Regions from separate parts of the Homo sapiens genome. Here all the other regions are linked to region 1. Evidence: read pairs that join two places in POLR2A ChIA-PET (ENCODE). Cell type or tissue: GM12878. All regions are shown on one strand. Region 1 overlaps LOC125312414 (a long non-coding RNA gene). Region 2 has its middle 15 kb from the start of XCL2. Region 3 has its middle 7.4 kb from the start of XCL2.

What was found. ChIA-PET counts read pairs that join two places held together with the same protein. Peaks named below come from ENCODE experiments on the same cell type or tissue, not always from the same donor. Only the 100,000 strongest peaks of a DNase experiment are listed, where the experiment ranks them.
Region 2: POLR2A ChIA-PET joins it to region 1 with 5 read pairs; 2 of 35 experiments call an interaction of 5 or more read pairs at or near these places.
Region 3: POLR2A ChIA-PET joins it to region 1 with 5 read pairs; 2 of 35 experiments call an interaction of 5 or more read pairs at or near these places.

What each region holds. Positions count from the first base shown.
Region 1 is chr1:168,464,651-168,468,650 of GRCh38, forward strand. The region is part of intron 3 of LOC125312414 (a long non-coding RNA gene); the gene reads right to left. All of the region lies in intron 4 of LOC101928565 (a long non-coding RNA gene), which reads right to left. Among named protein-coding and RNA genes, the nearest start is that of XCL2, 77 kb to the right of the region's middle. In GM12878, no CTCF peak of the experiment used is centred here; DNase peaks (open chromatin) are centred at 1,761, 2,351, 2,991 and 3,943; H3K4me3 peaks cover 815 bases; H3K27ac peaks cover 2,526 bases.
Region 2 is chr1:168,557,445-168,561,444 of GRCh38, forward strand. No RefSeq gene overlaps it. Among named protein-coding and RNA genes, the nearest start is that of XCL2, 15 kb to the left of the region's middle. In GM12878, no CTCF peak of the experiment used is centred here; no DNase peak of the experiment used is centred here.
Region 3 is chr1:168,549,414-168,553,413 of GRCh38, forward strand. No RefSeq gene overlaps it. Among named protein-coding and RNA genes, the nearest start is that of XCL2, 7.4 kb to the left of the region's middle. In GM12878, no CTCF peak of the experiment used is centred here; no DNase peak of the experiment used is centred here.

The DNA of each region.
Region 1 (4,000 bases):
TAGTTTTTCAAACCTTATTCCCCATTTCCTCCTCTCTCTAGTACTCTCCAGTGTCTATTGTGGCCATCTTTATGTCCAATGTTTAGCTCCCACATATAAGTGAGAACATGTAGTATTTGGTTTTCTGTTCCTGAGTTAATTTGCTTAAGATAATGGCTTCCAGCCACATCCAAGTTGCTGCAAAAGACATGGTGCATTTAGTGCTGCAATGAACATGCAAGTACATGTGTCCTATTTATTTTCTTTTGGATGTATACCCAGTAATGGAATTGCTGGGTTGAATGGTTAAGTTCTTTGAGAAATCTCCAAACTGCTTTCTACAATGGCTGAACTAATTTACGTTCCCACCAACAGTATATAAGCATCGCCTTCTCTCCACAGCCTTGACAGCATCTATTGTTTTTGACTTTTCATGTAATGACCCATAGGCTCAAAGTAAAGGGTCAGAGAAAGACCTATCATGCAAATGAAAAACAAAAAAGAGCAGGGGTTGCTATTCTTATGTCAGATAAAACAGGCTTTAAACGAATAACAGTAAAAAAGGACAAAAAAGGGCATTACATAATGATAAAGTTTCCAATTCAACAGGAAGACTTAGCTATCCTAAATATATATGCATCCAATATTGGAGCACCCAAACTCATAAAATAACTACTTCTAGACCTATGAAAGGACTTAGACAGCTACACAATAATAGTGGGGGACTTCAACACCCCACTGATAGTGTTAGAAAGATCACTGAGCAGAAAACTAACAAAGAAATTCTGGACTTAAACTTGACACTTGACCAATTGGACCTAATAGACACCTATAGAATACTTCATCCAGCACCCACAGAATACGCATTCTTCTCATCTGCACACAGACACAGAACATACTCCAAGATCAACCACATGCTTGGCCATAAAACACGCCTCAATAAATTAAAAAAAAATCAAAGTTATACTGACCATAATCTCAGACCACAGTGGAATAAAAACAAAAATCAATACCAAAAAGATCTCTTGAACAACACAATTCATGAAAATTAAATACCTTGCTCCTAAATGACTTTTGGGTAAACAACAAAATTAATGCAGAAATAAAAAAAATTCTTTGCAATAAGTGAAAACAGAGACACATCATACCAAAATCTCTGGGATGCAGCAAAAGCAGTGTTAAGAAGAAAGTTTATAGTGCTAAATGCGTACTTCAAAAAGTTAGAAAGATCTCAAATTAAACATCTAACATCACACCGAGAGGAACTAGGAAAACAAGGCCAGTGCCTTTACCTTGTAGCCCCAAAGAAGTCTGACCTCAAGAATTGGAATGTAGGATTTTTGAGGGAAACGGTGAGCCTGAAAGCAGTTAGGAAGTAACCTAATTCTCTAGCCACTCACAGAGGGTGCAAAATCTCAGACCAGCAAACAAGGCAGGGCAGAAAGGCACACACTATATATCAACAGGCCATGGATGGTCGTCACCATTCAGACTCTCCAATATTCCTTGTTAACAAGCTGAAATCAGATGATCCTCATTTTCACTTGAGCCCAGGGTTATAATTTCTTGGAAAGTGCAAAGGGAGGCAAACTATAATGGGAAGGAAGAGCAAGTCAACATGAATCTGAGGAAGGGGAATGCTTTTCATTCTGGTTTTTGAACAGGTGGTGGTCAGAGCTGGCAGAAAGCCCAGGATATGTCAGCAGTCCCGGAAAAGAGATGTTCTTGTTGTAAATCTCATGTTGATTCTTGCCCCTCCCTCTCCACCTCCCACTCTTACACATGCTCACGCTTCTTAGTAAGTACACTGGAGCTACCTCCCCCATGCCCCACAGCACATTGTACCTCTGCTAGCACAGGGATCACGTTCTGACTTACAGTGGTTGTGGGTGTCTCTGTCTCTTTCTCTCAAAACAAACATATTGGAGTTTCTCACTCATCGACATTTCTGCACCAGTGCCTGCAGACAGTTTTCCTCACTGTGAGGACTCTAAATACTTTCATTTACTGGAATTAGATTTACCCTTTTGGCTAAGGTGTCATATGGACAGGGGAATTACCAAGTCCAAGAGTAGTTTTGGCTTCCTGATGGGAAAGAGTTGTTGTATAACAGGAATCCTACCTAGGCCTCCTATTGCTCATTCCCAAGACAATTTCTTAGGCCCATCTTTGTCTTCCCAAATTGCCCTTATTTTTTGCCACTGCCAAGGCCCTATGGTCTCAGCTGGCTTCTCTCTCCTTTTAGGCCATTCTCCTTGCTTTGTCCCTTGGTACGCTTTAAACTTAACAGTTCCCTAAGACTGGTTCCAGAGCAAGGTCCTGCTTCCCTGCTATGTCTCATAGAGAAGTGAAACCTCTCTTGCTGCTTTTCACAGGGGAGAGAGACTGGGTCAAAAACAAAACAGAGAATCATACAAAGCTGTTCTTTAATTCCTGACTCCCTCATAAGACAGACTAGAAACTCTGGTGAAGTCTGTGATTTGCTCTTATCCATGAGGATGAGACTCTCTCAACTCCCTTCTTAAATACAGGCTGGAGGATAAAACTGAGGTCCTGCAGTTTGCATAATAGCTGACATCTATTGAGAATCTACTGACTACTAGGAACTATATAAGTTGTGTACATACTATTTTGTTTACTTTTTCAATTAACCACATGAGATAAATACTATTGTAGTTGCATTTTGTCAATACAGTAACTGAGCCTTAAAGAGATTAAGTTACATGTTCAAAATCCCCTAGCCATGAACTGATGGACTAGGGTTTATATCTTATTCGAAAAACAATAGTATTAACTAATGGTTACTCAAAAAGGATGTCTTTTAAATTCCAGTGAGAAGTTTGCATCTTTGAGAATGTTAGGATGGATAAACATCCATGTCACTGCTTCTCAATAAAAAGAACAATTATAGTATATTTTCTTATTGCTAGTCTAACCGGAAATAGTCTGGTTTATTACTTATAAACTAGTTCTTGGAACTAAGACCGTAAACCTTGACTTGGTGCAGGAAATGGTGTGGTTTTACATGCTCAGGAAACAATGACCAGAGTAAAATATTTGACAAATTTTATGCTCTGATTGAGAATTGGAGGCCTGGGGGAATACCTGAATGACTTGCATGCTGCTAAATATTTTTCCACAATATTTTTTTAATGGTTGCACGGTATTCCATTGTATGGTTGCAATATAATTTAGTTGCATGACATCTGGGCAATAGGGGAGTTTCTAAGAGCAGGAGGAATTTTAGAAAAGAGAAACTGAGTATTAGGTGTTCAGTAGCCAGCTTTTCCAGCTTTAGGAATTTTCTTGGGACTAGCTCTGTCCAAGGGGTAAACTATACATGCTGTATACTTTTCCAGGCAGGAAGGGGAAAGACCCATGCTTCTTAGTCTAGCTGCCTCCCAGAAACCTTTGCAAAGGTCATCCAACTCAATCTTGTAGTCTTGGAGAAGGCCAATTCAGATTCCAGTTCTCTTAAACCAGCTACAGAAAACATAACTTTTGTAACTCAGTAGGGTCAGGCTTATTTGTAACTTAGATTGGCTGAAGCCTTTATTAAGTGAAAAAAGATGGAAGCATAACAACATTCCTAACTGAATGCCATTCATGGAAAGAATGTCTGGAATGGAATCCTCTGTCTTGGCTAAATTTGAAAGAATAGCATATCCTGAAAAGAAGCATGAAGGAGATTATCTGATCTTACCTACTGGCTAAGGATCAAAATGTTAAGAAAAGCACACGAGATCATCTTTCTGAAGCAGGAAGAGTCTACGAATCAGACATACTGAATTAAGTCATGAACCAGAGTCATGTCCTAGAATTGTGTCCATGAACCTGGCCAAGACATTTCCTATTCCATTTCAGGTCCAAGATTCTCATAGTGCAGAGCTACCTTTCGAAACATTTAATCACAGATCTTCTTTCAGACTGGACAGTGATCATGGCATCTTTCAGGCAGAAAGAGGAGGGTTAACTTGGCTGGGAGAGGAGATAAGGAAATGTCTAACCAGTCTTCTCACCA
Region 2 (4,000 bases), 93 kb after region 1:
TTTAAGTATAGGGCTTTATGGTGAAAGCAAATTATGAAATCCCCATGTTTATCTTCTGCATGCCAGATGAGGGTGTATCCCTAATTCTTTCCCTGTTTGTCTTTCCCAATTTCCCCTTTGAAAGGCAAACCTTTAAACTGAACAGACATTTTGAACTTCTACTTGCATAGCCTAGCATCAGAACTTATGGAAACATGTGAGGGAGCAGATAAACTAAGACAAGGAACCTGGCTTACCTGATCACTGATGTTACCAAGGACAAGCAGTGGCTGGAGAAAGTTTGGTACATGTGACTAAGATTAGCCTCTGAGGAATGTCTGATGGTGGTCGGAGTGTAAGGACTAATGGTTTTGAAAGTATTCATCACCATTGGTGATGAAATTTCACTGCAGTTTTGGTTACTTTCAATAAACCACGTAGACTCACTGTGGCTTCCCTTAATGTGATGTAGCTAACATTCAGCAAAGTACGTACCAGCAAGACCATGCATTAAGGGTAGTGTGTGTGTGTGTGTGTGTGTGTGTGTGTGTGTGTGTGTGTGTGTGTGTGTCTATGTGTGCATACATGACAGAAAGAGAGAGAAAGACAGAGAGAGAGAAAGAGAGAGAGAGAGAGAATGGAAACTTGTAAAAAAAACAGCAGTGGTATAATTTGTCTTCCACATACTCTGTCTACAGTATCCCTGCTGTTCTTTTAGGGTAAGCCAGTCTTCAGCAATAGTACCAGTGCTGTTAGTAGGGTCATTTCTACCATGATTTTGTGCTACTTTATACAAAGCAAACCCAGACTTGTTTTTAATCCTTTTTATTGAGTTGTATTCTGTTTATATAATGATACTCATTCATGAAAACCAATAGATACAATTTATTTAACCCAGAAGTCGTACTTCTTGGAATTTGTCTAAATAAATGATTGGAGAAGTGCAAAAAGATATATGGGAAAGGATATTCTTCGTAGTCTTTTTCATACCTTCTTTCCACTGTGGAAATTACCTGTTTATCAATAGGTGTATAGTTAAATAAACTTTGTTACATGCTTTTAAGAGAATTCTTTATGGCCATTAAAAATGATATAGTTCAATTTTCAGACCTGGAATATGCTCATTTTTTCATGTAAAAAGAAAATAGGGTAAGTAACAGTATATATAGTTCATTCTTATATCTGACATCTATCCATCTGTAACTAAATGGGTAGGAAGTATTCTGGAAAGGTAAATACCAAAATGCTGGCAATAATGATCTCTGTACAGTAGAATTATAGACGATTTCAACTTCATTTTTGATTATCTGTTTTTCAAATATTTTTATGTAATTAATAATCATTAAATTGCTTATATAATGAGGAAAAAGTAAAATTATTTTTCACAGAAATAAATAGACCAATAATTGTCTTTGTTTCTAGTAATACCACTTCCTCAGTGAAACTATCTGCAAGTAACTGAAACAGATAAAAGAAATTCAACAACATGTAGTTCAAACATATAGCTTCTATGGATCCACTTTGGCCACAAGATATACTAATTTCTTCTTTTGTTTGGATATGATACTATTACACAATTATTATTTTTAAGTCATAGAGCTGCTACTATTCAAAAATTTGGCTCACTCATGCTTAAAACCCCTGTGTTGCCTGAAAATATTTAATTATTTTCCCTATTGTTAACCATTGTTCCTAAGCTCGTACATCCAATTAGATAGAGAGCCTTACCTTGTCTTTTAGGCACTTTGGAATAAAAAGATCAACCCATGTTTAGCAGAGAGCAACTGTAAAAAGCATCAATTGAGAACCCACTATAATCTGTTAAATTCTTTTGATTAATATCACTTACTTTTACAAAATAACCCAATGAGACAGAAATTATCCCCATTTTCAGAAGAATAAATATAGATTTGGGAAAGCTGGTTGACTGCTAGCATTATAGAGTTAGCCATTGGCAAAGCCAAGACTTAGACCTAGCTCTTTTGACTTTAGTTACCATTTATTTTCTCATTTCCATAATGCTTCAAGAGGAGTAATAAAGAACTTAATACATTTGGCAACTTCCTATCAGAAGCATATCTATGCTGTCTATAGAGATCATTCTTTCGGTCTGAGTTTTTAGTTGCAAACAATGAAAGAGGCTTTAATCAGGAATAATTCTCAAATCATATTTTGTCTACAGGTGTATCCGCACAGCACTCATCAGAGGCACAAGCTTGAATTTGAGATACTGCATGGGTCATACTCACTAGGACCCCTGCTATGGTGACTTCTGAAAACTCAGTGACTACAGCAATCAAGACAGTGCGGTATTGGTAAAACAACAGACAAATAGATTGGTCAAACAAAACAGAGAGCTCAGAAATTGACCCACACAAATATGGTCAACTGGTCTTTGACAAATAAGTAAAGGCAATTCAATAGTCTTTTCAACAAATGGTTCTGAAACAAGACATCAACATAAAATAAATTTAGAAACAGATCTTTTACCTCTTACAAAAATGAACTCAAAATGCATCATAGGCCTAAGTGTAAAATACAAAACTATTAAACACCTAGAAGATAACATAGGAAAAAATCTAGATGTGTTTGGGTTTGGAGATGGTTCTTTAGATATGTCACCAAATGCACTGTATACATGAAAGAAAAGTTGATACATTGGACTTCATTAAAATTAAATATTTTTGTTCTGTGAAAGACACTGTCAAGAGAATGAGAAGTAAGCTACAGAGTGGGAGAAATATTTTCAAAAGATATATCTGAAAGAGGACTTGTTACCCCAAATATAGAAGGAACTCTTAAAGCTCAGCGATAAGAAAACAAACAACCTGATTAAACAACCAGGGTAAAAAATCTGAACAGACACCTAACCAAAGAAGATATACACATGACAAATAAGCATATGAAAAGATAGTCTACATTATACCTCATTAGGGAACTGCAAATTAAAATAACCACCACTCCACACCTATTAGAATGGATAACATCTAAAACACTGACAACACTAAAAGCTGATGAGGATGTAGAGCAACATGAACTTTCATTCATTGTTGCTGGGGATGTAAAATGGCACAGCCACTTTGGAAGACAGTCTGGCAGTTTCTCATAAAGCTAAACATGGTCTTGTCATATGATTCATAAATTGTGTTCCTTGGTATTTACCCAAAAGAGTTATGTCCACAGAAAAACTTGTCTCCACACAAAAACCTACATACATACATTTATAGCAGCTTTGTTCATAATTGCCAAAATTTGGAAGCAACCAAGATGTTCTTCAATAGGTAAATATATAAACTGTGGTATATTCACACAACTGAATATTTTTCAATGCCAAAAAGAAACAAGCCATGAAAAAACATGGAAGAACCTTAAAGGTATATTACTAAGTGAAAGAAGCAATCAGAATAGGCAAAACTATGGAGGCAGTAAAAAGATCAGCGGTTACTGGAGGCTTGGTGGGAGAGAGGGAGGAGGAGTAGGTGAGGTGCAGGTGATTTTTAGGGTAGTGAAACCATTCTGTATCAATACTAAGAGGGTAATACATGTTATTATACATTTGTCAAAACCCAAGAATGAGCCCTAATGTAAACTAGGGGCTTTGAGTTACAATAATGTGTCAATGTCATTTAATCAGTTGTAACAAATGCACCACTCTGGTAAGGGATGCTGATAGTGAGTAAGGCTATGAGTGTATATGAGCTGAGTGGGTATATGGGAAATCTCTGTACTTTTGCTCAATTTTGCTGTGGACCTAAACTGCTCTTAAAGATAAAGTCTATTAGTTAAAAACCAAACAAGCAAACAAACTCCACGACTCTTGTCAACAACCATATAGCTTTCCCCAAAAATGAATTTCATGTGGAGTCTTCTTTCTCTTTGATCTCTTCCAAATCCAAGCTTGTGGAGGTGGTTTAATTGGTTCAGTCTACGTCATATGCCAAGGGTAAGTTGAAAATGGAGTTCTGGATTCTACTTTGATGAAAAGGGCTATCATATGGGAACTTCCATACACATCGGAAGC
Region 3 (4,000 bases), 85 kb after region 1:
CAAACCTGACAAAAACAAGAAATGGGGAAAGGATTCCCTGTTTAATAAATGGTGCTGGGAAAACTGGCTAGCCATATGTAGAAAGCTGCAGCTGGATCCCTTCCTTCCACCTTATACAAAAATTAATTCAAGTTGGATTAAAGACTTAAATGTTAGACCTAAAACCATAAAAACCCTAGAAGAAAATCTAGGCAATACCATTCAGGACATAGGCATGGGCAAAGACCTCATGACTAAGACTCCAAAAGCAATGACAACAAAAGCCAAAATAGACAAATGGGATGTAAGTAAGCTAAAGAGCTTCTGCACAGCAAAAGAACCATCAGAGTGAACAGGCATCCTACAGAATGGGAGAAAATTTTTACAATCTACCCATCTGACAAAGGGCTAATATCCAGAATCTACAAAGAACTTAAACAAATTTACAAGAAAAAATCAAGCAGCCCCATCACAAAGTGGGCAAAGGAGATGAACAGACACTTCTCAAAAGAAGACATTTATGCAGCCAACAGACACACAAAAAAATGCTCATCATCACTGGCCATCAGAGAAATGCAAATCAAAACCACAATGAGATACCATCTCACACCAGTTAGAATGGCGATCATTAAAAAGTCAGGAAACAACGGGTGCTGGAGAGGATGTGGAGAAATAAGAACACTTTTACACTGTTGGTGGGACTGTAAACTAGTTCAACCATTGTGGAAGACAGTGTGGCGATTTCTCAAGGATCTAGAACTAGAAATACCATTTGACCCAGCTATCCCGTTACTGCGTATATACCCAAAGGATTATAAATCATGCTGCTAAAAGACACATTCACACGTATGTTTATTGTGGCACTATTCACAATAGCAAAGACTTGGAGCCAACCCAAATGTCCATCAATGATAGACTGGATTAAGAAAATGTGGCACATATACACCATGGAATACTACGCAGCCATAAGAAATGATGAGTTCATGTCCTTTGTAGGGACATGGATGAAGGTGGAAACCATCATTCTCAGCAAACTATCGCAAGGACAGAAAACCAAACACCGCGTGTTCTCACTCATAGGTGGGAATTGAACAATGAGAACACTTGGACACAGGGTGCGGAACATCACACACCAGGGCCTGTCGTGTGGTGGGGGTAGGAGGGAGGGATAGCATTAGTAGATATACCTAATATAAATGACAAGTTAATGGGTGCAGCACACCAACATGGCACGTGTATACATATATAACAAACCTGCACATTGTGCACATGTACCCTAGAACTTAAAGTATAATTTAAAAAAAAAATAGCAACACCTTTCTTCCAGGTGCTCACATCAAAAGCCTTGGTCTCATCCAAGCCTTGATCTCATCCTAGCCTTGGTCTCTCCTCATTGTCTAACATTCTATACCCAGATTGTCAGCAAATCATGTCAGTTCTACCTTCAAAATAAACCAGCGTTTGAGCCTTCCTATTGAGCTCTCTGGTTCAATAGGAGGTAATACCCTCCTAAGTGGTATTCCTGTGTCTATCTTAGCCCTCTGCAATCTACTATTAGCACAGCAGCCAGATAAACCCGTTGAAGTATAGGTCAGATTGTATTACACCTCCTCACACATTTTCCCAATGTCTTCATTTCTCACTCAGAGCAAAAGCCAAAGTCTTATCAACAATCTATAAGAGCTAGAATGGCCTTGCTCCCCGTCATCTCTCTGACTTCATTTTTTACCCCTCCTCTCCTTTGATTTCTCAAACCACCTACTTTGGACATCTTGACTATTTCTTGAATACATCTGGCACATTTTTGCCTCAAGGCCTTTGAACTTGCTGTTTCCTTTGCATTCCTGGAGTGCTCCTCCTCTAGATAGCTGTGTGGCTAACTCCCCCATTCTCTCTAGTTCTTTTCTCTAAAGTCATCTTCTCAGTGATGCCTGTTTTCCAGCTACCCTATCTAAAATCTCAATTACCCCCTCCCCAATATCTCATCCTCCCCCTCCATCCTTTATTTTTTTCTCCTTAATGTGTAATAACATCCTGGTTTATAATATACTTGCATAAGTATAATAAATTTTACTTTTATAATCCTGTGGATTAACTTTCCTTTCCATCAGAATGTTTGCTCCATGAATTCAAAGATTTAGATTGTTTTGTTCACTCTTTTAGCCCTGGTTCTTAGAAATAATGGCTGACATGTTGTAGACCTCAATAAATATTTGTTTCATAAATGAATTAAACTAAATGTAGACAAAGATAAATGATTTCTTAGAACCCTATCCTACCATTGTTCCTTCTAAACATACATTTAAAAAGAATTCTTTCATCCTTTCGAGTGGAATAATTTTTATCATTCTTAGCCACAGCACTGTTGTAATCTTTAGTCACCAGAATTTTCAAATATTGACAAATGACAGCATTAGTGTTACCTAACCGTACCGTATTTTAATCAGTCACTTATGGAGTACCCATTTTGTTCCTAGAACTGGGTATTTGCTGAATTGTTACTGGAATGGAGATATTTGGAAACAAACAGCTCTCTTATTTACCAACTGTGTGATGACCCCGTGCAATCACTACATCTCTGGGCCTCAGTTTTTTCCTCCTTAAATAGAGACAAAAACACACACCCCTCCTAGTTGTTGAAAGCTGTATGAAACTTCAGTCTATGCATACTTTCACCACAAGAAAAACAACTTCATTAGAAATAATAATTTTTCTGGTATTAATATAAATTTTACCACATATGCTTTTGCAAACATTACAGATATTGCTGCCCATTATTGCCTGCTAGGTGGGTAGAGAAAGTAGTGTACTTGTAAGGGAAGATTAGAACAGAGGCATATTATTTTAACATGCAAGAGAAGCCTTAACTGACTCTACATACTTGCAGAGCCACTAACAACAATAACAATTTACCCTCTACAATATTTTACTGCATACAAAGCACTTTCTCATGTCTTATTTCATTTTGAAATCATATTTGGTAGGCAGGATTTATATGATCTCTTCCATTTTTTTAGAGGGGAAATTGAGTCCTCATTTAAGTGACTTGTCTGAGATGATGCAGTGGGTCAGTGGTGCAGCTAAGACTTTATTTCTGATTCCTTGAATAACTCTCTTTGGAGTATCTGATGCTCCTATATTAGTAATTCTGTCAGCTGGGTGAGAGTCTAACAACAATTCACTTTACTGGCATCTACTCATTGAAGTATTGGTGTTTTTGGCCAGAGTTCAAGATTTCATATCCTTCAAAACACCCTCTTCATTATTTTGGAGAGGTCCTCTGAGGCCAGTGGAGAAATGCAGAAAACAACACAGAAGTCTGAGCTCTTTTTTGACATCCTCTTAGGTACCTGGTAGGATGACAGAATGTCCATGCTTCATGAGTGTCCAAAGAAGAAGCGGAGCCTTGAAATAGAAAATAACAGGTCAACAATTCCTCTTCAAGAGTCTATTATGTGCCTGACCCTAAAGGGAGACAGGCCGGATTGGAGCTCTAATTTTAGTTGAATGGCTAACAGCCTCATCTAGTTCTCTTACCTACTGTTTAAATTCATTACTACAATGCTTAATCTCCCCAGCAGACTTCAGGTCCCCCAGACACATTGAGGTTAAAATCCACATGTGTTGGTTTACAAGGCGAAGTCCTTTGCTGTCTGGCTTCTTCCTACCTTTGCTATCTTAGAGCTCACACCAAATCAGCTTGCCCCATTATTATCCAGGCACTTGATTTCTTCATCCTCTCGACGTCATTAGACTTCGCCTTTGCCGGGAATACTGAGGCACCCTTTCTTCCTCCTTTATCTGGCTAATCTCTACTCATCCTTTAAGACTTGTCTGAGTCACCAATCCTCTGTAATTCCTTCTCTTCCATCCTGCCCTTACCCACTGGGAGAGATGCCCCTTCTCTGTGGTCCCACAAAACTCTTTGCTTTTTTCAAATACTGCATTATTACTATATGTTGTAGCGGCTTTCTTGACTCACCCTCTGTCCCCAGTGCTGTCACTGGGTATGGAATTGTTA